7 separate regions of the Mus musculus genome follow, and regions 2, 3, 4, 5, 6 and 7 are each linked to region 1. Evidence: chromatin loops called from intact Hi-C (ENCODE). Cell type or tissue: gastrocnemius. All regions are shown on one strand. Region 1 has its middle 40 kb from the start of Mir6935. Region 2 overlaps Slc38a10 (solute carrier family 38, member 10). Region 3 overlaps 2810410L24Rik (RIKEN cDNA 2810410L24 gene). Region 4 holds the start of Bahcc1 (BAH domain and coiled-coil containing 1). Region 5 overlaps Aatk (apoptosis-associated tyrosine kinase). Region 6 holds the start of 2810410L24Rik (RIKEN cDNA 2810410L24 gene). Region 7 has its middle 4.2 kb from the start of Gm39486.

The links. Peaks named below come from ENCODE experiments on the same cell type or tissue, not always from the same donor. Only the 100,000 strongest peaks of a DNase experiment are listed, where the experiment ranks them.
Region 2: a loop joins it to region 1, with 4 times the contacts of the local background. A loop is called at or near these places in 21 of 42 quality-filtered maps.
Region 3: a loop joins it to region 1, with 2.8 times the contacts of the local background. A loop is called at or near these places in 16 of 42 quality-filtered maps.
Region 4: a loop joins it to region 1, with 5 times the contacts of the local background. A loop is called at or near these places in 18 of 42 quality-filtered maps.
Region 5: a loop joins it to region 1, with 2.1 times the contacts of the local background. A loop is called at or near these places in 4 of 42 quality-filtered maps.
Region 6: a loop joins it to region 1, with 7 times the contacts of the local background. A loop is called at or near these places in 15 of 42 quality-filtered maps.
Region 7: a loop joins it to region 1, with 2.1 times the contacts of the local background. A loop is called at or near these places in 14 of 42 quality-filtered maps.

What each region holds. Positions count from the first base shown.
Region 1 is chr11:120,305,425-120,309,424 of GRCm38, reverse strand. No RefSeq gene overlaps it. Among named protein-coding and RNA genes, the nearest start is that of Mir6935, 40 kb to the left of the region's middle. In gastrocnemius, CTCF peaks have their summits at 1,170 (motif pointing right) and 1,665 (motif pointing right); DNase peaks (open chromatin) are centred at 1,158 and 1,655; H3K4me3 peaks cover 1,380 bases; H3K27ac peaks cover 1,733 bases.
Region 2 is chr11:120,108,427-120,112,426 of GRCm38, reverse strand. It overlaps Slc38a10 (solute carrier family 38, member 10), which reads left to right. Exons shown (of 17, transcript NM_024249.5): 12 at 1,422-1,589; 13 at 1,891-2,361; 14 at 2,891-2,995; 15 at 3,937-3,960. Among named protein-coding and RNA genes, the nearest start is that of Ndufaf8, 11 kb to the right of the region's middle. In gastrocnemius, CTCF peaks have their summits at 1,219 (motif pointing left) and 1,734 (motif pointing left); DNase peaks (open chromatin) are centred at 41 and 1,193; H3K27ac peaks cover 315 bases.
Region 3 is chr11:120,182,905-120,186,904 of GRCm38, reverse strand. It overlaps 2810410L24Rik (RIKEN cDNA 2810410L24 gene), which reads left to right. Exons shown (of 3, transcript NR_030682.1): 3 at 1-255. It also overlaps Gm9734. Among named protein-coding and RNA genes, the nearest start is that of 2810410L24Rik, 5.0 kb to the left of the region's middle. In gastrocnemius, no CTCF peak of the experiment used is centred here; DNase peaks (open chromatin) are centred at 1,335, 1,759, 2,384, 3,350 and 1 more place; H3K4me3 peaks cover 2,884 bases; H3K27ac peaks cover 3,786 bases.
Region 4 is chr11:120,231,726-120,235,725 of GRCm38, reverse strand. It overlaps Bahcc1 (BAH domain and coiled-coil containing 1), which reads right to left and starts at 2,779. Exons shown (of 28, transcript NM_001347621.2): 1 at 2,619-2,779. Gm11772 (a long non-coding RNA gene) reads left to right here. Exons shown (of 2, transcript XR_001780401.2): 2 at 1-542. In gastrocnemius, no CTCF peak of the experiment used is centred here; DNase peaks (open chromatin) are centred at 1,883, 2,066, 2,935, 3,323 and 2 more places; H3K4me3 peaks cover 4,000 bases; H3K27ac peaks cover 4,000 bases.
Region 5 is chr11:120,028,239-120,032,238 of GRCm38, reverse strand. All of the region lies in intron 1 of Aatk (apoptosis-associated tyrosine kinase), which reads left to right. Among named protein-coding and RNA genes, the nearest start is that of Mir338, 15 kb to the right of the region's middle. In gastrocnemius, a CTCF peak has its summit at 1,856 (motif pointing left); DNase peaks (open chromatin) are centred at 1,443, 1,791 and 2,335.
Region 6 is chr11:120,189,714-120,193,713 of GRCm38, reverse strand. 2810410L24Rik (RIKEN cDNA 2810410L24 gene) reads left to right here and starts at 3,858. Exons shown (of 3, transcript NR_030682.1): 1 at 3,858-4,000. In gastrocnemius, a CTCF peak has its summit at 1,794 (motif pointing left); DNase peaks (open chromatin) are centred at 3,058 and 3,666; H3K4me3 peaks cover 994 bases; H3K27ac peaks cover 1,568 bases.
Region 7 is chr11:120,167,617-120,171,616 of GRCm38, reverse strand. No RefSeq gene overlaps it. Among named protein-coding and RNA genes, the nearest start is that of Gm39486, 4.2 kb to the right of the region's middle. In gastrocnemius, a CTCF peak has its summit at 2,158 (motif pointing right); a DNase peak (open chromatin) is centred at 2,143; H3K4me3 peaks cover 876 bases; H3K27ac peaks cover 855 bases.

The sequences.
Region 1 (4,000 bases):
ATTTATGTGCACACTTTGCTTGCATGCATAGTCATGGAAACCAGAAGAAGCTGTGGGATTCCCCCAAACTCGGGTTACAGATGGTTGTAAACCAGCACATGGGTGCTGGGAACCAAACCTGACCCTCTGTAAGAGCAGTGGGTAAATCTTAACCATGGAGCTATCCTGTCACTATAGCCCTGTGACAATGTAAAGCTGGAGAGTGTACTTATGTGGCTTCTGCCATGGCTGGTGCTGGTGGCTGCACAGCGCTGTAAACACAGTTAAGGCTACATTGTAATATATGTGGGTCCCAGCAACCTGTGGATTTTATGTTATGTGTAGCTCGTGTTTCAATAAAGCTGTTACAAACTTCACTGCTTATCCTGGAAGCAGTGGGTTCTAGCCGTGCTCTCCAACCAGGCGTGGCAGGATTTGCTTCCAGGAAGCAGTGGTTGTGGATGAGCCAGAGTGTGCTTCCCTCCCAGAGCAAAGGCACCGATACCCACTGGGCATGCGCTCCACAGCTGGCGGACAACTGCCTTGGGAATTACCTATTTGAGGGCTTTGGGGAAGTCAGAGGTTGGTGAAGGCTTTACTTTTCTTAGGACACAGCCTTAGGCAATGATGATAAATCATCATTAGGAGTGCTCCCAGGCTCCCTGAGAAGTGCTCCCGGGCTATCTCCAGTTTCTATCCATGTGTTCCTGACATCTCCTAATATGACAATTCTGGCTTCTTACTGGGCTGGTTCCATTCCGGTTAGGTGATCTCTGGCCACACCCCTTCAGGACCCTGGTGGAGTCAAATAGGAAAGTCAGTGTGTGTGAGGTATATGCATATGTAGCGCTCTCTCTCTCTCTTTCTGTGGGTGTGTGTGTGCTCGCACACACGGGGGCTAAAGCACATGCCAGGCGTCTTCCGGACCTTGTCCTTGTTCTGACTCTGCCTGGAGATAGAACCTCTCATGGAATCAGAAGCTTGTTGGTAGCGTTAGGCTGGGAGAACTGTGGGCTTGGAGGATTCACCTGTCTTCTGCTCCCAGTGCTGGGGCTATATAGGCAAGGACAGTCAAGCACAGCTTTCCAAATGGGTGCTGGGGATTCAGACTTCTATTTGCAGGTTACTGCACTTGGCCACGGAGCCATCTGCTTAGCCGTTTGGTTGCTGCATATCCCGGTGCGTGTGCCTGGAGAAGCCAGAAGGGGGCATCAGATTCCTTGGAGCTAGAGTTACATACAGTTGTGAGCTGCCTGACATGGGTGCTCAGAAACAAACTCAGGTTCGTTCTCTCAAAGAGCAGCAAGCTCTCTTAGCTGGCGAGCCATCCCTCCAACCCCTTTCGTTTATTTTTATGTAGCCTAGGCTGCTCTCAAACTCAAGATCCTCCTGCCTCAACCATCTGAGTCAGGATCGCAAGTGTGTACCAATACACCCAGCCTAATAGGCATCTTACTATTCCCCCTCTGCTAAATCGTTCCTTTTTCTTTTTTCTTTTCTTTTCTTTTCTTTTCTTTTCTTTTTTTTTTTTTTTTTTTTTTTTTTTTTTTTTTTGTAGTTCCCAAGTTGCCCACGGTCCAAATCAGGAGCATTTGGATCCTGGAGTCTCCCCTCCCCCGTTGCTGCCTTCTTGTCTCCCGCCAGTTGCCATATTGAATGTGACCGCTGGAGGGCGCTCCCGCACCGCTCCTACTGGCCAACTGGTTCCTATGGGAGGGCCCCTGCTGTGTGAATGCCAGATTGATTTCCAGATTCGAAAGACAGAGCGAGAAGAGAGGCTGCAGAAGTGAGTTTAGACTAAAGTTCCCCAATCCACTTGGTGGCAACTTCTTGAACCAGGCTGTAGGTCAATTCACTAGGTCAGAGAGGCAAAAATACGAAAAGAGCTTTGTGTAGTTAAGCACTGTTCACCTGTCCAGGTGCCCTCTGCCTAAGCTGTGGGCTGCATGGGTGCCCAGCGCCTTTGTCAATGAGGCCATGTCCAACGCAGATGAAATAATACTGCCAGATGCTTACTGGCAGAATACGTGCAGACCAACCAGTGTTGTCTGTCACCAAGCCTCCAACATTGAACATAAAGGCAGAGCTGGCTTTCCCAGTGATGGTGACCCCCATTGTTACCCTCTCCTCTGCCCGTCCAGACGCTATGCATTTTCCTCCCTTTGATGTGTCCTTCCTGTCGCTTGGTCCAGTGGCCGGGAGTCAGCCCACACATATGGCTCATGACTGGGCTGGACACCTACAGAGGCCTGTTCCCAGAGGCAGGCTAGCCTCATCTCCAGTTATTTCCTGTACTCTTGACCAACTCCCGATCTCAAGTTGGCCAATGCTCTCTCAAAGCCTTCTGGCCTGGGGCTCCTGCTTACTTCAGATCCTGCTGAGTACTCGCCCCTCCTGGGCTTAGGGAACCCAGTATCGGTTGCCTGACTTCAGATTAACATTGAAAACACCCTAGAGTGCTGCTACAGAGGACAGGCAGTTTGGTAGGTCCTAAGAGTGTCTGGGTGGCCAGCTGTGACTGCAGGTGACCGTAGCTAGCTCTCCTGACTCATAAAATGCACCCTTTTCCCACCAGGCATTTGAGGCTGTCTGAGAGCAGCCTGGACAGGAGGAATATGGTAGCAGCTTAGTCAGGCTCCCAGGCAAGGTCTGCTCCTAGTGGGCGACCCACACTCAGGATTCCTGATACTTCTACAATGGGCTTCCCACCACCCCGGTACACCTGGGAAGTCTCAGCTCCCGATGAAGACTTCCTGTTTCTTGCGGGGGGGGGGGGTGGCTGGAGCGACCTGGGAACTGTAGAGCTCCAAATGCCGGAAGCTAAGATGCCCAGGTGCCTGAGGGCACAGGAGCAGCACCATTCCCACACCAAACAGTCCAGCAACGTTCACTCTCTGACCAGCAGAGAGGTTCTCTGGGCTCAAAACAGCAGGAGAGGAATGTGCTTAAAACTTCATGGGGTGGGGATTGTCCTCCCCACCTGCCCCGCCAGACATTCACCATTCCCAGCCACCCAGGGGAAGAAGAGCCCACAGATGTAGCCTCAAATACCCCGTCCTTAGGACAGACACCTGCTAGAGGCCTGGGGCTGAGAGACCTTCCAGAACCCACTAGTGTCAGGCTGTTGGGAGGTGCAGTTCACTGTATCACTTGCTAGGAAGGCACTCTAAATTCTGATAGGGTCTTGTAGACGCCCGGTTCTAGGAGGGGACGTTGGAAATGCACTTCCACACCCCATACTCTCTCTCCTTCACCAACCTAGGCTTGAGCAAGAGCTTCACTAAGTCCACTCATGTTATGGGGATACTGAGGGTTCCCTGACTGACCCCGCACCCCACAGGCTGTGTGGACACTGGGTGCCTGTGTCCACAACCCGCAGCACTGTGGCCTCTCCGCAGCCACAGCTTTGCTGTGTAAAGGGCTGAAGCAGTTTCTAGATGGAGGGTGTTGGGACCAGAGGTCAGACCTGCCTGACTCCCTGACTCCCCCAGTTCAGCCTAGAAAGCTCTCTCTCTGGAGTTTTGCTGGCTCTGGGCTTCTGAGGCACCATTTTCCACTCCAGACAGAGTCCACTACTACCACTGACTGACTGAAGGTTTAGGAAGAGTTAGCACAGATGGGCAGTCAGGGCAGAAGTTCTGTCCCATTCCCACGGAGCCCGTGTGAGTCTTGGATAGGAACGGAGCTCATTCTGCAAACAGGATCAGGTTGGTAAAGATTCTCTCTCGCTAAGCAGTTTCCCACGTGGCCTCACTCTTAAGAAAGATCCAGAGCCCCTCTTCTATCACTGAATGTTAGGTTTTTAGAAACATTCCAAGCTTGCTGCCAGGTTGGTTCTGTTCTTCGCCACAATTCCTAGGAGACAAGGAGAAAACGAGGGTAAGAAACCCGGGAACGGAGAATGAAAGAGCTCGTCCAAGGTCAGACCCTAAGAGGGCTGCGTTGCAGGCGGCTGCTCCTAGTTCGCGTGTGCGAACAAGCGGGGGGTTCCGGGAGGCGCGCAGGGCCGGAGTGGGCGCGC
Region 2 (4,000 bases), 200 kb after region 1:
CTGTCTTGGAGAGCCCATGTCCAGTGCTGGCCAGCAGCCATGAATTCCTGGAGCTCACTGCTGGTAGTAGGGCCTAGAAAACCTTCACAGGCTCACAGCTTCTGCCTGACAGGCTACTTCCTATCTTAGAACACAGACAGGCTTGGCAATCCTGAGAGGCCTCTCAGAAGAGCATCAGGGCAACCCCATACCTGCGTGGTCACTGAGCCAAATGCTTAGCTGCCATGCGGAGCCTGCCCCAGGGCTCCAGACAGTGAACAGCAGGCCGCCGCCTCACCTGAACATGAGTGGGACACCACTCAGAGTAGACTGGCCTTTGCTGTTGTTTTAAAAGGTTTTTCTTCTTAGCTGGGTGATGGTGGTGCACGCCTTTAATCCCAGCAGAGGCAGAGGCAGGTGGATCTTTGAGCTCCTGGACAGCCATTAAAAACAAAACAAAACAAAAACCCCAAACAAACAAACAAACCTTAACTTTTTTTCTCGTATGTGTGTGTTTGTATACCATGTGTATGCCTGCTGCCTGAAAAGCTTAGAAGATGCATCAGACCAACGAGAAGTGGAGTTAGGGATGGTCTGAACCCCGGTGTGGGTACTAGGGACCACACCAGGCCCTTTGCACAAGCAGTCAGTGCTCAGAACCACATGGCCGTCTTCACATTCTGTTTTCTAAGGTGGTTTTTCATCTGCATAGCTCTTCAGATCCTCTTATGATTGCCCAGCACTTGAACATGGTTTTTTTGTTTTTTTGAGATAGGATTTCACGTAGCCCAGGCTAGCCTGAAACTAGCCCGGGGATGACCTAGAATCTATAAGGTTCCCACATCCCCCTCCAAAGCATATGATGATGCCATACCTAGTTTATGTTATGCTGGTACTGAGCCCTGGCCAGGGCCTGTGTGTGCTACCAGCCCAGCTAGGTCCCAAGCTCTCAAAAGCAGTCTTTTCAGTGAAGCTAGTTTTCTCCAATTCTGGAGCCACAATACTCTGCTGTGGTTTCTGATGGAACATGGACCCCTATGCATTTGTGGGCATGTGGACAACTTTGCCAGCCTCTCCTTTCGTCTCACCTTGTGTGAGTTTCCCCCACCAACAGCAAGAGGTTGACAGGCCCACCCAACCATATCCTTAAAAGTCCTTCAGTTTAGGTCTCAGGGCAAGCAGTTGGTCCCTGCTGGAAGACCCTAGGGACATTGCCTGGCTGTGTGCTCACGCTGCCACCTGGTGGTTGTGGACAAGTATTACACAGCATGTCATCTGACTACAGGTATAAATTGAATTTTGATGTTTTTTTTATCATGAATGAAAAGGAAGGATTCTGTGCCATTTAGCTGATAATCATGATTAAACAGGAAGAAACCTCCATTCTGCCATTTGGCCCAGCCTGTACTGGTTTCTGGTGGCTCACTATGCTTTGCTTGCAGTCCAGGATCCCGTTGTAGTTGTTGCTGAGGATAGCCAAGAGAAGCTAAAGCCAGCAGAGGACAAAGAGGTACTGGAGCAGGCCCAGATCAAGGGTCCTGTAGATGTGCCTGGCGGGGAAGCTCCCAAGGAGAAGCAGGAAGCCGCACAGCTGGATCGCCCCGGCCAAGGTGAGTGCTAAATAAACGGCCCCAACCAGCTGCCTTGACAGAGAAAGGCTTAAGCAACCCTGTGAAGGGCTCGCATGTCTAACTTAGCCTAGACCTGTGCTCCACCTTCCCCTTGGTCAAGACAGCTGCCCTCTACTGTTCCTCTTGTGACATTACCATTCTAGTGTCCTGGCAGTCCTCAGATAGCTGTAGAGGACCTGAGGTCATGGTCATGGTCATGTCACACTTGAGAGCCAGAGGACCGTTCTAATTCCTAGGAACTTCAGCCTCATCTCCTCCACCTGTCCTTATGCCCTTCCAGGTATTGCTGTCCCTATGGGTGAGGCCCATCGCCATGAGCCTCCCATCCCTCATGATAAAGTGGTGGTGGATGAAGGCCAGGACCAAGAAGGGCCAGAGGAGAAAAAGCCACCTCCCAGGCTCCCAGATGAAGGAGACCCTGCAGGCAGGGGTCAAGGGGCACCACCTCTGCCTGAGTCAGAGAAGGAGAAGCAGGAACCTGAGAGAGGAGGGGAAGGAAAGAGACCCGGGCAAGTCCTGGCAGTAGGAGAAACTGAACATCCTCAGAAGGTTCCAGAAGCAAATGGCCAGCCACCTGTGCAGCCCAGGAAGGAAGATTCCAGGCCAGGAAATAGGGATCCGCAGCCAGCTGCCCAGGCCAGGGACTCTGTGGAGCTGAAGGCTCTGGCAGCAGATGACGGCAGGGAGCCTGCACAGAAGGCTGGAGGCGCCCTGTGGAAGCCCGTGGAGAGTGCTGCTGAGAGCGATGCTGGTGAGTGTCAGTCGCCAAGGGGAGCTCCCTTGGTGGGTGCAGCAGAAATGGGCTAGTCCTTCTCAGTCCCCAGCCCTCCCATTCCACATGATTAGCATGTGAATGTCACGGCCCCTTCAGCAGCTTGTGGAGTGAAGAAGAGCCTGGGAGCTTGACAGCTTCCATAATATCTGTCACACAGTTGTTGCCAGACCACTAAATGTCAGGTGCCAGGCTGTTCTGGGGGTGCACACGGGGGACAGTGCAGGAACGCTTGACAGGTAACACACTGTTAAGTACCCGTCTAAGAGCTGGTTAGGACGGCGCTCGCATTTTAATTGGCTCAGGTAGTCACCATTGGCTCACAGCCATCAGCTGAGATTGTTAAATATTTCTTTATTACTTCCCTGGTAATCATTAGGTTGGATATAAACTGTGCTGGAGGGGGGGGGGGCTAGCTATAGAGTCATTTTAGGAAACATCTGCCAGCCCCTCACCCCACGCCCAACTCTGACTTTCCAACAAAGCAGCTGAGTCTCCCTGTGTGCAGGTGGGAAGGCGGGCCTCCCTGTGCAAAGGCCGGAGGCTGCAGAGCAGAGGGAGAAGAAGGAGGCTGAGCAACAGGGTGGAGACCAGGCGGGGAGCAAGCTGGAAGGTGAGGCTGGCCCTTTGGGAGGAGCCCCAGAATGAGCTGGAGTGGGGTGGGTGCTCCTGGGTCCCTCCTGCCTCCACAGTTTCTGCTGCTTGGTTTTTATGCTAAGGAAACACCTCCAGTGACCCCTCCCTATTTCTCACCTCTCTAGGGTTGTTTTTAATCTCCCCTTTTGTGCCCCTAAAAGAGGTGTCAAATGGTCACATGGCTTTTAACTACTATTTTGATTTCATCTTTAAGCAGGTTAATATTTTCTCTACTCTTGCTTAAAGGCTGGGAGGGAGGCCTTGGTACACAGGTTTGAAGACTCATTTGAAGGCTGTGCCTGAGATGGACCTGTGCTCAGGTCGGGCTGGGGTGGTGTTGGTGGCCAGCAGCATGCCCCGTGTCCCCCAGCACTTGAAGTTTGCCACGGCTGATGTGCCCTGAGTTCCTCTAAAGTTTCGTGTCCGTTTTGGCTTTATGGTCTCCCTGTGATGTTTCTTGTGCAGGGGCTGCAGTGCTAGCCCGCCCAGGAGCCCTCTAGTGACCACCTGCCTAGTTGGTTTTGGTGAACCCTCAGCTGAAGTCTGACCTGGGCCTGCCTAGGGTACTCGTGCCCCGAAGTGGGTTTGAAAAGACTGAGGCTTTGCTTCTCATTCAGCCCTGAAGGCCAGGCCTGAGCAGCTGCTCAGCCACTGCTCCTGGCTGACAGTGCAGACCTGGAAGGTAGAACCCAGAGCTTTCTTCTGCTTGGTTGGAGCTCACAACTTATTTGTGGAACTTTCCCACACTTGTTATTTTTGTCTCTGGTTTTAGTCTGACTAAATTTGTTGGTTCCAGTTTCTGTAATCTGTCACCTAAACATGTTTGATTCTTTGATTGTTTTTTTCTTTCTGAAGAAGAGACTTTTCATGGTTTCCTATTGTGCCTCTCTTCCATATGCCTCTCAATGGGACGGACAGCTGAAATTAAAAAGCTAGTAGCAGGTACGGCTCAGGACTGTGATGTAAAGAAGCATGTGTGTGG
Region 3 (4,000 bases), 120 kb after region 1:
CGCACGCTGCTGTTGTGGGTCCGAGCCACGGGTGTGTGCGGTCCACGTGCGATCCACCCGGGATTGCACCCGAGAGCCCTCCGCCGGAACAGTTGAGCACTTGCGGAGTCGTGGTGCTTTTAGAGTTTTTAAAAACTTGAATTAATTGGGGGAGTAGAGTGCTTTCCGACGCGAATGGAGGTGTCTTAAAAATTATATCCCATTGTTGAACCAGTTGTTTCCGATCTTAGGTATTAAAGAAATGTTGCCACATTTAATTTTGGTTGCCGTGAGATAGAGAGGGGAGCCCAACATTTTGCAGTAATTTGATAAGCCTTCAAGTAGCAGATCCGAAAGGGAGGCTGGCGGCCCAGGTATAGTTTCTTTATAACCTGAATTTACAATGAAAGCATTCTCCTTTATGGATATAATAGATTAGATTTCACAACTTAATTCTCTGCAATGGCTCCGTTTAAGGGAGCTCCGGCTGATTTTATTACGCCAAGCCAAATTGGATGCTTGTGGTCTTAACGAAAAGTGATTGTGACATAAAATATATAATTTTAAAGTAAAAAACCAACGGGTTCGACCCTGCCCCCTCCCCCCTCCCCCTTTCTCCTAACCCCTGCTCCTTATTCCCCAGTTTGGGAAATAGGGGAATCATGGGTGTTGGTTGGTTTCTGCCTGGAAGTTTAGGCGACCCGGGCCCGGGCGGTGGATTGGCGGCCTGGAGGGCCAGGCCAGACCCTCCCATCTGGTAGTCAAGAATATGAACACTCCCAACACAGTCCAGGGAATCTCCGGGTACTCTTCTGCCCATGCTGGTGACTTCAAAGCCTCCCCAGGCTGGCGTGGAGCGCCAAGGAAGCATGCTTTGAGCCGCAGCGCGCGCGCTGTCTCTCTCCAGTCTGCGTGGAGTGAAGCGTCTGTCCTCTCCTCCCAAGGCCACCACCAAGGCTCTGTAGGCGGCGGTGCCCAGGGCTGGCCCCGGACGGCTCCAAGTGCCGCACCCGAGCTGTATTCAGCAAGTGTGGTCGGTGGGGACTGGGCGGCGGACGGCGCGAGCAGCTCTCCAAGCCCAGCCATCCCGCCCCTGAGCGCCGGGAGCCCAGCCCTACAAGCCGCAGCCGACAAGGACAAGGGTCTTTGGGCTCCAGCCGACCTGGCCTGCCAGCGCCTGCGGCCCACTCTGCCGTCACTTCTCATTAAGGTCGGGCTATGTTCTCCTGACAGCGCCCCTCATTTCAGAGTGCTTTGTTGGAGACTGATTTAGCCCCCCAGAAGCTCGGGGCAGCCAGCAGCCCGAGTGAGGTCCGCTGATGGCCCCAGGCGACTGCGGGCCGCCCCAGACTCCCCGCTGAGACCTCTAGAGCTAGGTCTGGTTTGCTGGACTCTCTGGATGCAGAGGCAGCCTGGGTGCCTCCGGGTTCCCACAGGCCTCGACCCCCGCGCTCCAAGGACGCGTGCGTGCTGGTGCGTGGCCCACAGGCGGCGGGGGCACACCTTAAATTAAATCTTTGCAGCGCCTGACCTTGTTTTTTCCTGGGGCGATAACGGCAGCAGCTGTTTTTTCCAGAATTCCTGCTGCTGGGGGAGGAGCGTTATTATTATTATTTGGGGTTGTCACTGCCTCCTGGAAACCTTCCACGGTTTCGGAAAGTGCAACAATAGCCCAGCAGATTTCTAGAGGAAGCCCCCTCCCCTGCTTACTCCAGGGACCACAATATCCTCTTACTGAAGCTGGAGCCACCCCTACCCGGATCTGTCTGCTTCTTGGCCTTCGGACCCCAGTCAGGGTCCTAAGTCCACTTTGCTCCACTCTGCCTGCTGGCCTCTGGCCACTCTTCGGGCAAAGCTCTCAATGGAGAAAATGGGTTAAAGTTAGGTGTGCCTCCAGCATTCGCGGGAGCATCCTAACTATGCCTGCTCCACGTGGTCCCGGCTCCAGCCCTGCTTTCAGATATATCTTTCCAGCCTAAGGGAGGTGCCTAGAACTGGGAAGAGCTGGGCCTGTTTGTTTCAGGAGTCAGGGTTAGCCCTGAAGCAGTTAAAGATTAAGAGACCTGGGGGGAGGGGAAGAGGGCCTTCCAGGGACTCTGGCTCAGTTTTTGTCCTTCTTAGGGCCCCTCCCTGAGAAGCCTGGCCTCTGCCTACAGTTCACCAATGTCACTGACCCTACCCTCATTTGGAGCGTTGAGCGGTGGATCCAAGAGGACAGTTGCTGGCTCCTTGTCTGTTAAGGGAGACTGGCAGCCCAGGTTACTAGCCACAGTCAGAATTCCCAGCCTCTGGCTCAGTGTAGCCCTGGAAACTCCAGCATGTCCATAGTGTGGAGAGAGGCCTTGGTCCTCCTCGATACTTCCCGAGTGAGACAAGGAACCCGGGAGAGTGGCAGGGATCGTGGAAGTCTGACCAGCTGGCTGACTGACTGGCCTTCTGGGTAGGGAGTGTGTGCAATCCTCACGGCCAAGCCCAGGCCTCCTCCTCTGCCTTCTTTCCTGCACAGTCCAGTGTGGTCAGGATGGGGAAGCTATCTTCCCCTAGCAGCAGAGTCCTCTTTGTGTCCCATGTCCCCAGAATTCCTTTGACCTGACCCTCCGTCTGTATGCCTGCGGAATTGCCAACAGCGGGCATCTTGTCATGCCCGTGAACTTATTTACAATTCCGTTTTGCCAGGTTTGTAGTGGACAGGGGAGTCAGTTTTGCTAGAGACGCTGTAGAAGGCTTGGTCGGGCATTATACTTCACAAGCCGCCCTTGTGTGGTAACAAAAAGATAAAATGCCCTTTGCAATTTAAAGCCACAGCTTGGGTGTAGGGAGTCTTTGCAGCTCGGTGGTAGCGACCAGCGGTCAAGAGACCAGAGTAGCAGGATGGACCGTGGATGCTGGGGCGTCCCTTCCCTGAGGCAGCTCGAGAGGGGATTGCTATAGACTGCCTTTTTAAAAAAAAAAAATCAAAGCAAGGCCTTTCAGGGGCCTTGTTCTCCAGCTTGCCCTGCAAGCCTGGGGTAGCATTCCTGAGCCAGGCATCCGGAAGACAGCTGGGGAAGACAGCGCCTAACAGATATTCAGGCTTTGGGTAAGGTGGCTCGCCTTTCTCCACTCTACCGGCTGCTGGGCAGGTCCCTCAGTTCAGAAGTAGCTGGACAGCTCTCTTTCTCTTCCCCCCACTCCCCCAACACACACACACATAGTAAGAGACCTGTCGGGTCTGACCAGGTAATAGCAACAGCACCCTGCCCTGAGATTCCCTTCTTGGCTAAATTGGCTATTTGATTCTTCTAGTCTCCCAGAGATGGCGGTGTCTCCGTCGGGGGCTTTTGCCCTGCCAGGATGCCACATGCATTTCTGGGACTTAGGAACCCATATGGCCTCTTCAGGTGTCTGCTTGGTCTCCTCACTCTCAGCACACACTCTGTTTGGGCTTCTCCCTGGATTTGTTAGGAAGGAAGCAAAACCCTCTGACCCCACCCCAACCACACACAGACCCAGATGAGCCCTAATGGCAGCAACATTTAAACTTCAGTCACAAAGCCAAAGCAAACTGGCCCCTCCCACCCCCTCAGCAGGTGGGAGCCACCCAGGAGAGCCTAGCCCAGCATTAGATATGCTAGGTATGCACAAAAGAACTGGAGAATGGAGCCGGGGACTTCCCTAGCTGGAAGAGAGGGGACCCCTGGTTTCTAATTGGAGAGAGAGAGAGAGAGAGAGAGAGGGAGAGAGAGAGAGAGAGAGAGAGAGAGAGAGAGAGAGAGAGAGAGAGAGAGAGAGAGAATATAAAGGGTGAGACCTGGGGACTATTGGGTGGGACACCCTTCCAGGCCTGAAGCATCCTGCCATGGAGGTTATAACATAGCATCTCAGCTGCTGCTTGTTCCAGTATTATAGACCCAGCACTAGACCTATCTGTAGAACCATCCCAGCCAGGGTGCCCATCCCTCTGTCTCCCTACCTGGCCCTCCCCCTCCACATCTGCAGAATATCACAGAGCCCTGAAGGAGCAGGACCGAGGCAGCCTGAC
Region 4 (4,000 bases), 74 kb after region 1:
TCGGACAGGGCCGGCTTAAAATGACCCTCCTCTTCTTTTTCTTCTACCCCTCCCATCGCGGAAGTCTGCTCCCGGGCGAAATCGGAGACAATTTCAACTCTGAGAGGAGCAACCCAGCAAGCGAAATAAACTGTACACCACCATGCACGTGCGACCAAAATCTCTCGGCCCTCCTCCATTTCGAATACTTCTCTCCTTATTTCCGAAATACGCATTGTTTTAATACTTCATCTCAGTTCCAATAGAATGGAGATATTCTTAACTGTGAACTTTGCAGACAATCAAAACCTTTTTTAAAGCCATTCCACCGTGACAACAAAGCGATTAAGATGTTTTCTATTTCGTAAATACCATTTAAAATTGCTATATTTTATGCTCTGGGTTCTACACTGTCTTATTTGCACACTATTTTGTGTCTGATTTAATCTATAACCGAAAACATAATGTATTAAGTGAATACATATTTGCTCAGCTGATAAGCTTTTTTTAATATTTATTCGGAGAATTTTGCATTGTAAATAAACGGGACTACACAAAGACTTCTTTGTGCTCGAACTGCATACAAAGGGGTTTGGGGCTCTCTTCCCTCTGGGGAGCTTCACTCTCCCCGGGTCCAACAAATAACTCGCTTCTCCACCGCGCGGGCCTATTCGGCGATAGCCACGGCGCGGAAGGCTCAAACAAGGCCGAGGCGTTGTTGGCGCCGGGGTCAGAGGATGGGCTGCCCGGGGATGGAGAGGGACTTGCGCGCCCCAACCCAGGCCGGCGCCTCTCGAGCCCCGGAGGGCGCCGAGCAGGACAAAGGGAAAGGAGGAAGGGGAGGGAGGTCAGGAACCTGCCGCTTCAAAGGCGCCGAGGGCCGGAGTGGGGTCGGAGGCTGCGCGCGCGGTACAAGGCTTCGCGACGGCCTCCGGGGAGTCGTGTGCGCTGGGCTTTTGTTCTGGGCCCCCCACCCCCAGTAAGACATTTCAAAGTGGGAGCGAAAGTGGGGGCTGCCGGCGATTCTCGGGACGCGGGCTCTGGGCTCAAGCAGTGGCTTTACTCTCCACCCCCTGCGGGCCGATCGCCGGCTCGTTCGTGCCTTTCTCTCAAGCCTGCTAGACTTTCTACGCAAACAAGGGGTGGGTTGTGTCTCCGGTACCCGCCGTTGCGCTTCTGAACGGACTAGAGGGGACTTTTCTTTGTGTTCTGTCCTGCCCGAGAGCTGCCGCGCCGCCCCGGTCTGCTCGCGCCCAGGGCCTGGGAAAGCCGGCTCCATACGGAGCGAGTAAGGGCAGAAACTGAGGCCACAGACCGAGAGCCGCGGCCGGAAGCTGAGATGCAGCAGATCGCCGAGTCCCGAGGCTCCGAGGCCTCCCCAAGCCAAACCCCGGTACAAGACACCGCAATGGACCCCGGGCAGGATTGGACCAGAGGAAACAGTGGCAGCGGGCAGAGAGCCGCGCGCGGCCGGAGAGCCGACGACGAGAGCACAGCTAAAGAACCCGAACCCCAGAAATCCTCCCCCGGGTGGCTGGGCGTGACCCCCAGAATTGTGCACCCTCCTGAGGCTTGGGCAGCACTCGTACCCCCAGCTCCTCAAGGTTTGCTTTGTTTTCAAATTTCGCATCGAAACGCCGGGTCTGAGACGCCTTTGTCCTCCGGTGGAGGCCAAGCTCTGGAGTCCGTGGGCTCCCTCCTGCCGAGTTTCCCGCGCGGGTGGGCGCAATGGGGCCTGCAAGGCCAGGCCGCAGCCAGGAGCGCGCCGGGAGCGAATGGCTCCAGCGTCGCTTCACAACCCGCTCCCTGCGAAACCCGCCCCCCCCCCATCAGCCCAGCTAGGAACGGGGACTGGGTGGTGCAAGACCCCCGCTCTGGGAAATGGACCGGTCCCCGGACCACGCCACGCGGGTCTTGGCCTGAGCCCGCGTGCTGCCCAGAACGCGCAGCATGAAGACGCCCCACTGTTCAGCCCCCCTCCTCCATCCCAACTCCCCCAGAGAGGGAAAAAAAGGGAAATGTTCTGAAAAGAATTAAGTCTGTGGGGAGCGGAACCTGAAAACCTGCCAGTACCCCTCTAATCTCCTGTCCCTTCACTGAGGCCCGGAAAGCCGTGGCCACGGAGAGCCGACCGTTCCCTGCGCCACGGAACGACCGGGCGGAGCCCATTCAAGATTGCTGGGGGAGGGGAGTAAGATGGGGGAGCAAATAATTGGGGTTCGCTCCTGGTTCCTCCAGAACTGGGCTCTCACTGACTGTCCATTCGGGGCTACCCGCGAGGCTCTTGCTGAACGAAGCTTGGCGGTCTCTGTCCTGTCTCGATAATTTATTTTTAATGCAGGGTGTCGATCGAGACAACAAGCGCTCAGAGCAAAGCAAGGACGCATTACGGGGGGAATTTTAAACCGATCGATAAAATTTTTCAGAAGAAAAAATATCGTACTCATATATATAGTCCATCTTTTAAAAAAAAGCCTTTCAACATCATAACGGATTTTAAAAGGGAAGCTCTATTATTTAACATCACAATCCTGAATTTCTTTTGCTTAAAAATGTAAACCCCCAAAAACCAAAATAATATAATAAAATAATAAAAATAGCAAAAAAAATTAAAAATGAAAGCAATTTGAGTTACTTACTGGAGGCTGTTTCCTGGATACAATTGAATGCAATACAATTAAATCAGTAAATGTGACTTTGGTTTGTATTCCTATTGGTATTTTCAATGTGCTGACTGTTGCACTGTGAATGCACGGCTTCCACAACAACGACTCTAGCGAGCCCATCCAGAGCGGCTCTCAAACCTGCAGCCCGGCGCGGCGAGCCACGGGCCCTGCATACTAATAAGCTCGTGCCACTCAGCCCGGAGCAGCCCGAGCGCTGATTGGCTGCTCGGCCCTCCACGGCCCTGAGCTCGTGCCACTCATTCGGCGTAAACAGGCCTCCCAATAGGCTGGCGCCGGGCCAGGGAGCTGCCAATCAGGGAGCAGCAGGGCTACTACCAAGCCTGATGGCGCCTAATTCAAGCCCAGCGACTGCGCAGCTCCTTTGCGCAGATCATTGCTGCTGAATGGGAATGTGGTGGCGCAGGGCGGGAGAGGAGCTAGGGATAGTGAGAACGGGTGTCCGTGTCCAGGGGAGACTTGTGGTTTTGTTTTTCCATAATTTGTCAGGTGTAAGGTTTGGGGCATTTTTATTTGTTTTTATGCACAAAATAAAAAAGAAGAAATAGCCTCACGCTGTAAACCAGATGCTCTGTCCATACCAAGGGTCTGTTTGGCAGGTGGCAGAACCTGCTGCACGTAGGCCCAACTTCCAAGCGCAGATTCTGAGTTACCCTGATGTACCTCCACTCCCAGGCGCCCCCCACCCAAACTAGGAATACACTTCTGCCTGAGGCATGCCCACAGGCTCCATATATGCCCTTCTTCCCCCTGCCCGAGAGGCAGATGTACCTTTCTTCGCCAGCCATCTATCTGTCCGCTCTCAATTATTATCTCCCTCCGCCACACTTTGCAGCGTAGCAACAATCGAAATGAAAATCGAGGCTCTGTTGCCAAGATAAGGATTTACTTTTTCTATCAGCCCCTAGATTTTAAAAATATCTTCACTTGATAATTTTAGGGGTGGTTGTCATGGTGTGAAAACCATGCTTAGCATTTCTCAGGGCCTGTCCCTGCATATTCGCAAATTTCTCTCTACAATGGAAAACAGCCTCTAAACAATTCTCTTTATCATAATCAGAATCAAAGCGCTTTTAAAATATTCTGCAAGCAAATATTTCGGTTAGAATTTGGTTGCCTACCCAAATGTTATTTATTCTCAAGAAGTAGAGGTGATGTCTTAGTGGCGATGAATACATAATTTCTGCTTCTCTTTTTCTCTGTGTGTTGGGGGGGAGTATTTAAGTAGATGCCAATCGACACAGCTATATTCCTTTGGATTTTTCCAGTCTCTTTCCTGCGTGGACACAAAGGAGTTAAATCTGAGATCTGTGGTCTCCTCTCTTTCCCCGCCTCCC
Region 5 (4,000 bases), 280 kb after region 1:
GCTTGTGCCAGGAGCTCAGTATAAACAGGCAAAGTTCACAGACGGTGGATGGGTAGCCAGGTCCCCAACTCTAAGCAGCTGGCCCGTGCATATCTGCTAATCCTTCACGCAGTACTGAGGAGACAGAGGTCACAGAGCCCTGGAGGAAGTCACTCCGTGCACAGCCCCTTGTTTTCTGGGGGGCTCCTGGTTTAGGCTCTAAGTCAAGCCCCTTCCCTCACTGCTTGGGGCTTCACTGAAGAGAGGAGGGTGAGGGTGAGGCTCCCTCAGCAGAGTTGCTCCAGGGCCCAGGGGGACCAACAGAAGCCTTGGCCTCAGGTAAGGCAATAGGGCTTTCAGTGTGGGAGACTGAGGTACAGGTCAGGCCCAGGTGATGTTGAAGGATGACATGTTGAAGGGTGACATGTTTTCATTGCTCAGAGGAAGGCGGGGGTGGGGGGAGGGCAGCTCTGGTAATAAGAGGTCCTCCCCTCAGGACAGGAAGGCCGAGCTTAAGTCCCTATGGTGGGAAGTAGCTGACCCTATGTATTTTGGGCCCCAGCAACCAACCTTGGTCCCACCTACCTACCCTTTCCAGCTTGGCAGTTTCCTGGCTGGTGGACTCCGGGTAGAATCACACTTGATGGAGTTGACTTATCCCATCCTGTAGAAGGCAGGTGGGTATCCATCTGCCCTCTGACCAGGGACCTCTCTGTCACCTATGAAAAGATGTGGAGAGGGCTGGCGAGATGGCTCAGTGGGTAAGAGCACCCGACTGCTCTTCCAAAGGTCCGGAGTTCAAATCCCAGCAACCACATGGTGGCTCACAACCATCCGTAATGAGACCTGACTCCCTCTTCTGGAGTGTCTGAAGACAGCTATAGTGTACTTACATATAATAAATAAATAAATCTTAAAAAAAAAAAAAAAAAGAAAAGAAAAGATGTGGAGAATCCAGCAGCCAAACAGCCTTTAGGTTTTTTTGTTTTGTTTTGTTTAAAAAGAATTATTTATTTGATGTATATGAGTACACTGTAGCTGTCTTCAGACACACCAGAAGAGGGCATCAGAAAATACAGATGGCTGTGAGCCACAATGTGGTTGCTGGGAATTGAACTCAGGACCTCTGGAAGAGCAGACAGTGCTCTCAATTGCTGAGCCATCTCTCCAGCCCCCAAACAGCCTTCTGTATACTTTTCTTGAGGGGACCGTGGAACAGATGGAAAGAGACAACCACAGTGGCCAGGGGCCCTGAGGCACAGGAGGCTTCTTGAAGGGGACAAAGTTTCCTATAGTTAAAGTGTATCCTAAACACCGTCCCCTGGAGCCATGAATGGTGTCACTGGGCTGACGGAGCAACTAGCACCAGCCAGCAAACCCTGGCCTCGTGCAGGTCTGGGAGCACTGCCTCTCCCCAGGGCCTCAGAGGAGCCTATCAGAGAAGGAACTGCGTTCTGGGAGCCAGCTGCCACTCTGTGGGGTCTCTGGCTTTCCTTCTTGTTTGAAGGCAGTGTCTGGGAGCCAGGTCCAGGAAGTTTTGTGACAGGGCCATAGAATGGGGGATCCTGGAGACATCAGGTCTGACAGAAAGGTTACATAGAGCAGGTGACCACACAGGTGGTCTGAAGCCTGGCACGACTGGGACCCAGAACAGAGTCACCTCCCAGCAGCCTAGGCTGGTTGTGAGGATGCTGGGGGAACGACTACACCTCGACCTTTGCCCTCCAGCAGGCCACCTCCCTGGTGTGCCCATGTATTAGCTGCTGGGGTTGCGCCCAGCCTGAGGTGGCCTTCTGGTTCCTCCACACCCTTGCCAAGGAGTTGGGAGTCTCTGGACCCCACTCAGCAATTACTGTAAAATGCCCAGGGATCGCCATCTGGTGGCAGAAGTGGGTCATCTGCGGTGACCTAAATTGGGTATGTGCTATGAAGAGACCTGGGTGGCCTGTTGGCCCCCTGATTTTCTGGACTCTAGGCTAGTCAAAACGTGGAGATGTGGGTTTGGACAGGGACTCACAGGTTGGAACAGGACCATGTTGGGTAGAGCTGTACAGCCAGGACCAGATCAAAGCCACGTTCACTTTTGGGGGTTTCTGACTGCACTGCAGGTGCCTGCCCGTCCTTTTCCCCCAGCCTCCGTCCTTAATTCCTCTTGTGCCTCAGCTGGCCCCGTGTTTCCAGACAGTGGCCGAGTGCAGAATGAGCCTGAGGGCTTGAGGGGTGTGTCCGGCCCAGCTAATAAGCATGTGACCTGAGAGGCACACTTCTGTCCAGAACCTTCCAGGCAGCAACAGAGTGTCTGCCTAGCATTCAAACAGAAGGGAAGGGGGTGGGAGAGGCCCGAACCATGCTCACATCAGCACTGGCTGCCGGCCAGCCTGACCCGTCACACTGTGAGTGTTGCTGGGAGCTCTAGTCCAATCAGGGCCTGGTATACCTGCCCTGCTGCCAAGGTTGGTCTGCCTGTTTATGGGTACCTTCTCCTCCCCATGTGGCCTGTCCTGTGTCACCTGGGAGGCAAAGAGGATCTGAGGAATGTGCTCACCTCTGAGGCTTCCCTCCCCTGAGAAGGGCCACATGTTTATTTTCAATGGCTTCCCTGACAACTGGGGTCAAAAGGTTAAGGTCAATCCCATTGGTTGACAGCAAAGGGTCAAAGGGCCACCACCCATGGAGCTATGGGAAGATCTACCAATATCTGCAAAGTCTCCTTGGCCAGGCTAAGCAGGTGACACAGCTGCAGGCCAGAGGGAGAAGCAAGTGGGCAGCCTTGGGGTCACTCTGACAACCGCAAGTACACTCCCACCAAACCTGGGCCTCCTGAGACACAAAGGCAGTCACTACCCAAACACGGTTCAATTTCTGGAAAATCTCAGCATCTGGGGGTTGGGGGTAACATGAGTAGCTAAGAGATCCTGGGCAGGTGGCACACATCTTTGATCCCAACACTCGGGAGGCAGAGGCAGAGAGGCAGGCGATCTCTGAGTTCGAGGCCAGCCTGGTCTACAGAGTGGGTTCCAGGACAGCAAAAGCTACATAGAGAAACGTTGTCTTTGGGAAAACAAAGCCAACCAATCAACAGCAATAAGAATAGAGAGGAGAGGGGGCTGGAGAGATGGCTCAACAGTTAAGAGCGCTAACTGCTCTTCTAGAGGTCCTGAGTTCAATTCCCAGCAACCACATGGTGGCTCACAGCCCTCTGTAATGGGATCTGATGCCATCTTCTGGTGTGTTTGAAGACAGCGACAGTGTACATAAAATAAATAAATCTTTAAAAAAAAAAAAAGAATAGAGAGGAGAGGGCTGGCTGACACCGCACAGTGGAGGGGATCGCCCAGCTCCCATCAGACAGGCCTCAGCAGTACAGGAGTGGCACCAACATGGCTGCTCCCGGGAGCTGAGTGATGTGGAGTTTGGAGCTTGTAGTGGATCTGGGTGCTTGCAGACAAGACTGATGACAGAAATCTTAACGAAAGTGTTTTTGGACACCCACCCCATGGTAAGGTCCCACTCCTATGCAAATGTGGCTTTGTGTAATGATTCCTGACCACATCCCCCAGCCAAGTCCTGCGAGGGAGTGTGGGAGATGGACGGCCAGGGTGGGGGCGCCTGTGAACTGGGCCTCTCAGGGCAACAACTAGCATAGGACTGGGTAGGAGGCACTAATGACCTCAGCGGAGCCAAGGCCTCAGTGTGGTTAATGTTTAAAGCGCTTCCTAAGACACAGGGAGAACCGCGAAGGCATGCACACACTTTCTGTTTTATTCAGTGTGACGGTTTAGAATGGGCGGTCAGCTTGATGGTGGGCAGGGCCGTCCTGTCAGCATGCCCTAGCTGGGCGTGGTTTTCTGTCTGTGCTCCTGAGCCCGGGTGGAATTGCAGGCCGCCCACTACAGAGACTTAGATTTGTAAGGCCTGCTTATACAGTGATGCTTCCAACCCAAACCGAGGCCCTGTCGCTCTCAGTGTCCAGAGACAGGATGGTGCCTGGTACTCAGTGTTGTGACTTGTGTGAACCACA
Region 6 (4,000 bases), 120 kb after region 1:
CAGTTTGTTCTTTCTGGACACCCCAAAGCAAGTAGAACAACTTCCAGGCTGGCACTCCACACCGCCAAGGAGTCTCCGAGGTGATGGCTTCCCTGCCATCATCCATGGGACACTTGGGAGTGGCTGTCTGCACTCAGTGTGGGAAGAGGACATCAGATAGGCTTGTGTGTGCTTGAAACAGATTCGCATTGTATCTGCCACATTGTGTTGGGTTTGTACCCCAGCCAGAGTCTCCATGAGAAGGAAAAACTTGAATGGAAAGGTAGAAACTTAGTAGTCTTTCTTCTGGCCTCCAGATATCTGTGAGTACCCACATCCTCAAACAAATTAAAAAAAAAAAATGCTATTCTGTCTCCAGGGACAGGATTGTGCCTGAAGCTTGGCTTCACTCAAGTACAGTCTCTCCAACTGGCTGGGGACACGTTGAGTTAGCTGTTGCCCTTCCAGCCCTGTAATCTGGTTAGTACTCTGAGGCTGTTATAGGCCTAAGCCCTGTGTGTGTGTGTGTGTGTGTGTGTGTGTCCCCACATGCACTTGTGCACACACAAGTTCCATGGCATCTATGTGGAAGTCAAAGGACAGTTTGTGAGAATCAGTTCTCTCCTTCTCTATGTGGATCCCAGGGACAAACTCAGGTCATTAAGCTTGCCACTAGGTACTTTTACCTGTGGAGCCAGCCATCTTGCCCAACCAGATCTATGTCCTTTTCCTGGACCAAGTTTTCTTCATCATTGTTCTCAAAACAATAATGACCACTTTTCCTACATATTTGGGGGATTTAAACAGTAGCCCTTTCAACCTGAGACTCCACAGTTCTAAGCAACCTTCGTTATACCTGGCCTCGATTTCTGCAGGTGGCAGGTGACAGGCTTCTCCGTTTCTCCTAGTTTGCTGCAGGGTAGCCAGGGAAAATGTCACTATTTCTACCTCCTTAGTTTCCCTGTCATCCACAACCCAGGGTTCCTTCTACCCAGGGCTCCTTCTGTCCACTTCTGTATTAGTCAGGACAGCCATTCCAGTCAGCTGTCACAACCATGCTGCTTAGAGAGCCTCAGAACATGGCTTACAGTGTCCCGAGGGACTGAGGTTTGCTCTGGGATGCTCTCTCCTCCTGAGACCAGATCCACCCCATTTATTCTCCCAATAGACTATCTCCTCATCCTGGCTCCTTGGCACCCAATATAATAAGGCTGACCTCGCTAGCACATTTCAAACTTTATCCACTTCACATCTGGTAACAATCCCATGTGCCAGAGGGAGCCATATTGCCAAACCCAAAGTCAGGAGGACGGGCAGGGCTCCTTACACTTGTAGTAAAGAAGTAGACATGAGCCGTTAATCCCTGCGCTCAGGAGGCAGAGGCAGGCGGATTTCTGAGCTCGAGGCCAGCCTGGTTTACAGAGTGAGTTCTAGGTCAGCCAGGGGTACACAGAGAAACCCTGTCTCGGAAAACAAAACAAAACAAAAACAAAAAAGAAGTAGATATGAAATCAAGAACTAGGCTCAGATACTTAAGATAAATTTAAACTAAATTAACTAAGTTTAATTGCCTGAACACACATTCTCTGGGAATAGACAGCACAAGCCAAGCCCAAGATTTCTTGTGAAAAGAATGGCCAGGGTCCTTCAACTTCTGCAGAGGTCAGAAGAGGACACCAGATTCTCCTGGGACTGGAGTTACAGACAGTTGTGAATCACAATGTAGCTACTGAGTCTTTATGAGCACTGACTGCTCTGCCAGAGGTCCTGAGTTCAATTCCCAGCAATGGGGTCTGATGCCCTCTTCTGGTGTGTCTGAAGAGAGCAATGGTGTACTCCTATACAATGTAACTACTGAGACTCAAACCCAGGTCCTCTGCAAGTGCTAGACAAGTGCTCTTAATCACCGAGCCAATTCTGCAGCCAGGGCCAGTGGTTCTAACTTGTGCTGCTCTGTACTGTTCAGTGCTCCCATCAGTGTTCCCATCCAGTAGTCCAGTCTCTATGCACTGGGCCTCCTGTGCTGCTGAGAACCTCAGTGGAGGCTCTAAGGCCAAGAGAACTCCTTCACATATGACTCTCCAGGGCATCTGCTTAGTTTCAGTCCACTGAGCACAGCCCAGGAAGAGATTGTCTCCACAGACTCCCACCCATCACCCTGACAGAGATCCCAGAATTCCACAGTTTCCTCTGAGAGGCTCTCCTTGGAGCCCTCCTGCCGGCCAGCAGTTTCCCTCCCATGCTCCCTCTTGCAGGAGCAGTGCCCTGACTTGTCTCCCAGGCACTCTTCTTGTTCTCTAGTTGTAATGGATTTTAAAACTTTTCTATCATTTCTAGGGCTTGAGGGTGGGAAGAGAGGCTATTAGGAATTATCTTGACCACTATCTTGATTCAATCCCTCTTGGTCTAAAAAAAAAAAATCAGTTTGTGTCCACCCTGGGGTGCTTAATCCCTGGGAGCTGAACTTCAAGGTCGATTTGATCACCACGTCTGTGGTTTGCAACCATAGCCGGACAAGTCCTAGATCCTGAGTGCTGCAACTTGCCCTTCAGTTAGCTACAGGCCCTCTCAGGATCCCTGGACTTCTGAAAAGAGGAATTTCAAAACAGAGCCATAAAGGTGGCTGAGTACTGCCTTCAGCAACAGGGAATTAGATGTTAGCTTCTGTGACAACCTCCTGGGAGATGCTGGGATTGATAGCGCTCAGGTGGAGCCCTGCAAATCCAGGGTTGTAATGTACCTCATTTACCTCCGGGGCTCATTTTACCATCGGCGGCACCAGATTACAGCCCCTACATCAGGTGGTTGTTTTCCTTTTCTTCTTGGTTTGCGGATTTCACTTGGAGCCAAGATGCAGAAAGGGAGAAAAGGTTGGGAAACACCTCCAGGTCTGAGACCAGGACAAGGCGGTGAACTCAAGAGGAGACACCTGCCTGCTCCTGTAGGTATGGCTTGGCTCTTGTTTGTCTCCTGCACTTGCTGCCCTGGCGTGGCTTGGGGCACACTTGAGATGTATCTTTCCCTGTCTGTCTGGGGCAAGCCAGCAACAGCTCTCTGGCCGTGGTCCACTTTAGCCTGAATATTTTTCAGCACTCGATATTTCTCCGCTCAGAAAGCAAATGAGTCGCTGCCCACTAAGGTGGTCCTGGGGCAGTGGCCCCCAATCCTGTAGTCCTTCCTGAGAGGGCCTATGCACCTCTGCCCCTGAACTCAGAGACGCCTTGAAAGCTGAACATCACATTATTACCACTCGATCTCAGAGAACCTTCCTGACTTCTGGGGATGTTGCACACCCTGAATTTCAAAGTTCAAGGCACTGCGTGTCCCGGGTGCAAGGGGCCATTCTAAAATCAAATCCCCTGGGGCTTCCTCTCCCTAGAGTCCAGATATGATTCCCTTACACTTCCTTCCGGATTTGGGGGCATCTTTCCAGATAGTGGAAAGGAATCCAAAATTTGTAATTCCACGGCGGAGCCAGCTCGAAGCTGCAGACACTCTCGGCCTCAGAGCCCAGATCCTGAAAAGCTTACCAGTTTACCGTATCTTCTCGGGGAAATAGACCCTCCTCTTCGGCCACACCTCCTGGATCATCTATTGGCCAACCTGAGCACCGCCCACGCGATGCCATTGGTTTGCACCGGCTGCCCAGACAAAGGGAGCGGCCGCTGCGGGAGGCGATGGGGCGGGGCTAGGCGGAGGCGCTGGGGCAGGCGGGGACGCTGCCCTCATGGAGGCGGGGCGGGGGCCTCCACGTGGGTGGGGCTGGGCGCCCTCCCCACCCCCACGAGGGCCGCGGCCGTGGGGCGCTGGTAGCTCTCCCGCCCCTCCGCCCTGCACCCCTCCCGCCCTAGGGCTCTTTCCTGGACTGCGGCTGCAGCCTTCTCTTCCCGGAGGGCTCAGAGTTCGTCCCCTTTTCGCGATTGGGAACGTGGACACGCCGGAGCCTGGATGCAGAAGGGCGCGCGGGAACAGGGAGCTGGTGCGCGAGCCGCAGCCCAGCGTCCAGGCCGCCCCACTCTCT
Region 7 (4,000 bases), 140 kb after region 1:
ACTGGGCTGGTAGACCACAGAGCCTAGCCCCTTGTCCTGACCGTCCTTGCTCAGGCAGAAAGCAGGCCAGATGCAGAGCCAGGCAGAGTGTGCAGCCCGTTTATCCGGTAGCTTTGCGGCTGATCAGTTGCAGGTGAATGGATGGCACGTGGTTTGTGTTGTAACAATATTTTGGGACAATTAGATTGAAACCACATTGTTGGCGGCCCTGCTGGCGGCTGGCCGCCTGCACTCTCTCTGCCCTTTGTGGCTCCTGGGCTGTGGAGCCACCCCCAACTCTCTGGGGCCCAGGTCTAGCCAGGCCATGGGGCAGCAGGGGGAGGGAGGGCTCTCCTGCTGGAGGGTAGGGCCTCCTCTACCCTGCTGGCCTCTCGATGACCTCAGCTTTCAGTTGTTGCAGAAAACAGCTGCTGGAACTATGTATTGTAGAGCAAGCCTGTAATGCCAAGACCTGGAAGGCTGAGGCAGGAGGATTACAAGTTTGAGGCCAGCCTGATTACATGTGAAGTTCCAGGTCAGCCAGAGCTACATAGTGATCCCCTGGGGGTTTCTCATGACACGTTGGAAGAGGCAGCCTAGGGGCTGGAGTATCCAACTCCCAACATGGTCACACTCGGTCTCCATCTCTTCCCCCAGGAAAAGAACACAAAACTTCAGCCTGTCCATTGTCCCACCACACCACACCTTCTCCTGGAAAGTGGATCAGAGTCCTGGGGTGGAGACAGACCAGGTTTCTTGGAGGCTTCACCTGCTCATCCTTTTCACCCCCAGCACTGGGCAGAGGAGCTAGAGACTGCAGGGAGTCTCCTTTTCTGCCCAGTCTCTTTGCTACGCTTTTCCATTTGAGGAGGGAGGACCTTGGAGTCAGAACCAACAAATGCTGAAGATAGGGGCCTGAGTGGGGACCTGGCCTGCCCCAGGCAGCAGGATCAACAGTGACGCCTGGACAGGGATCCTGCAGCTGAGGCTCGAAATCCAGGGACCACAAAGTCCACTTGGGTCTGTGGACCCATGGAGGGAACGTGAAGTTCCCTTTGGACCAAGGGATGGAGAGGGACCATGGGGGTGGCTGTGAGGTATCTAAGTGGTCAGGTCATACTGTAGGAAGCACCCCAGCCAGGAGCATCCGGGACAGACCCTGGGTGAAGTATAGGGAACTTGGCTCCCATTACCCACGACTCTGCTTGTCATGGGAGAGCACAGGCATCCACAGCACCCAGGCAGTTGTATGACTTGGCACTGGCGTCCATGGTTTCCAAAAAGGCTCATGTATCTCCTCTAGTTCTGGTGAACTTCCTCGGGTCCTGCGGGTTTTCCTGCGGCTGTACTCACTGTCCCTAAAGTCTTGGCTTCCTGTCCTCAAGGGTCTGCAGCTATCTGTGCCCTGCCAGTCCAGAATGCCTTACTGTGTGGCACAGGCTAGAGGGTTCCCATCCCTCTCAGCAAGGAGTCCAGGTTGGCAGGCACGTGGACTGCCTCCCCTGAAGAGTTGCCAAAGAGCCCTTCCACTCAGACCTTGAAGGAGGTGACACAATTGGAATCTAAACCATCCTACACTCCCCCCAATCCCCTATGTCTCTAGGGGACACCATGAATAACAGTAACCCCTGCCTGCATCCCCATCCTCTCCAGAAAGTAGACACCTGCCTCCAGGGATGGAGCTGTCCGTTCTCCATCCCACAATCTGCCTACAAGTGTCCCGGGTGCCCCACACGCTCTCTCCAGGAAAACAAGGAAGCAGAGGTGTAACCCAGCTCAGCTGCAAAGCACTCTCCTCAGAAGAGGTCGATCAACCTGACACTCAGGACTGACACTCAGGACTGACAACCAGCTTTCTTAGAATGACTGTGGCTCTCCTCACACTCTAACATAGTCAGAGCATGCGTGGAGGCTTCTGGGTCAGAAGTAACTCCACTTCTGTGATTATACAGGGATGGAGCCACGCTGTACGGGTGGGAAGGAGAAAGGCTTTTTCTTGTTTGTATGAAGAGCTTGATCCAAACAAGGTGCCCAGACAGCTTTTCCGACTGACTGCTTCCTGATCTGGCTGTCAATCACAGTATCCTAGCCCACCGGCCCAGTGTGACCAATCAGAACCGACTATGCTTGATTCCTGAGCCAATTAGCCTTCCTGTCAGAGACTGGGATGGCCAGCAGAGGGCACCATTGGCGGGTGGGTCCAAGTTTGGGGGGCTGCCGAGATAAGGTCACTTAGCTCGGAGCCCTTGACTCTCCATTACCTGAGTTCATTGCCTGCCTCCTTTTCTGCCTAGCGGGGTGTTAGGTTTCGGGGGGTCGTGCCTAAGGACGCACCCTCCTCCTCCTCCTCCCGGCATAGGTGAGGCCCGCTGCCCACAGTGACTGCCTACACCGAGGATTTGGCCTGGCGCAGTGGTTCTGAGTGTGGCCCCTATGGTTTAGTGTCACCCAAATCCTGTTAGTACAGGCTCCAGTCTGATCCCCAGACAAATTTGAAACGATGTTGGGAGACAGGTGGGGGCCCTTAAAGGTGCTCCTCTAAGGAGCTGAGACTGCTAGGGCCGCACAAACCAGACAGAAGAACCGGCATGCCTAGCTGGTAAGAATTCTTTACATCAACTGGAAGAGAAACTAAGACAGAAATTATGGTGGTACAGTATTTCATGGCAGGAGCGTGTGATGCAGGAGGCCTGTTCACATGTATGGAAGTATTATAAAGTCAGAAAAAAAAAACCCCACGTGGATCCATGTACAATGCCGTGGAAGATAGCCAAGTGACTTAGGCCTGGCATTTGCAGGCTTCTGATTGCAGCTACTGGGGGGGGGGGGGGGACTGAAGCCGAAGGATCAAAACTCAAGGCCTGCCTCAGCTACAGGGAGGAGTTCAAGCTCAGTTTGGGCAATTTTGAGAGACCTTGTCTGGAAACGGAAGGTAAAGAGAGAGCAGGGGCAGAGCTCGGTGGTAACCTAGCACCCAGGATGCCCTGGGTTTGGTCATAGGACTGGAAGAAGAGAGTAAAGTCAAAATCAAACAGCAGGTTGCCAGTGGCAGGTGAGTTGGTCCCGACCCGTTTAAGGATGCCTACTATTCCTGCCTTTGCAGAGAGAATGGCTCGGTGCTGGATCACCCACCCTTCCCAGAGCTCCGGTTCCGTTTTATGTTCCATTGTGCTAACAGACACACTCACTCTGTGTGTATATAGATTTATATATATATAATTAAAAATAATAGTATTTTCTAGAAAGCGTGACCCTGATCTGCAGTCAGGGGCGGGTGGGTGGGGCCTCTGAGTGACAGCAGTAGGAGGCCGGCTGTAGGGAGGAGAGTCCAAGGCCGAAGAAGCCTTCAGCAGGAGAGGAAGGCGGGAGGAGAGAGAGGATGTGTTAAGTTCAAGGTTGGGTAGTTAGAGGCAGATTTCTGTCCTCCTTTCCTTCCTTGGGAGGTGAATCAGGGTCCAGGACCCACCTTCCGGAGCTTGGCCCCGCCTGCTGCTGCGGCCTTGGGATTGTTAAGCAAATTGCCTGGTGGGGCCCTGGGCCCGGCTAATTCCAGTGTCTTAATGAGCGGGAAGATGAGGTTTTATTCATCACTGGGGCTGTAAAAATTGCAGTAAAGTGGCCCACTTTATAAAGAAAAAATCAATCGCAAAAAGAAAACAGGAGTATGTAAATGGACGGGGTGACAAAAAGCGGGCCAATTACCCCCAAAATGAGCCGCAGTTATGGCTCCATTAACTCAATTATATTTTCTAAAGGATTTCTTACGAGGCCCCCACCCCACCCCAGCCGTGTGCCTGTAATTTTTACATCAACTTCAAGCCATTAAGTTGCATTAAACTATTTTGTGGGAGAGAGCTGTGTGTCTGGGAAGAGAGAGCTCCAGCGGCCCTGTCCAGCCCCACTGAGGAACAAGAGTCAGGTGTAGGCAGGGGCTGAGGGGAAGTGTTAGCTGCAGGCACAAACCTTCAGTCCAGAAGAAACTGAAGGGCAGAGAGTCACCTAGGTCTCTCTAGTGCCTGAA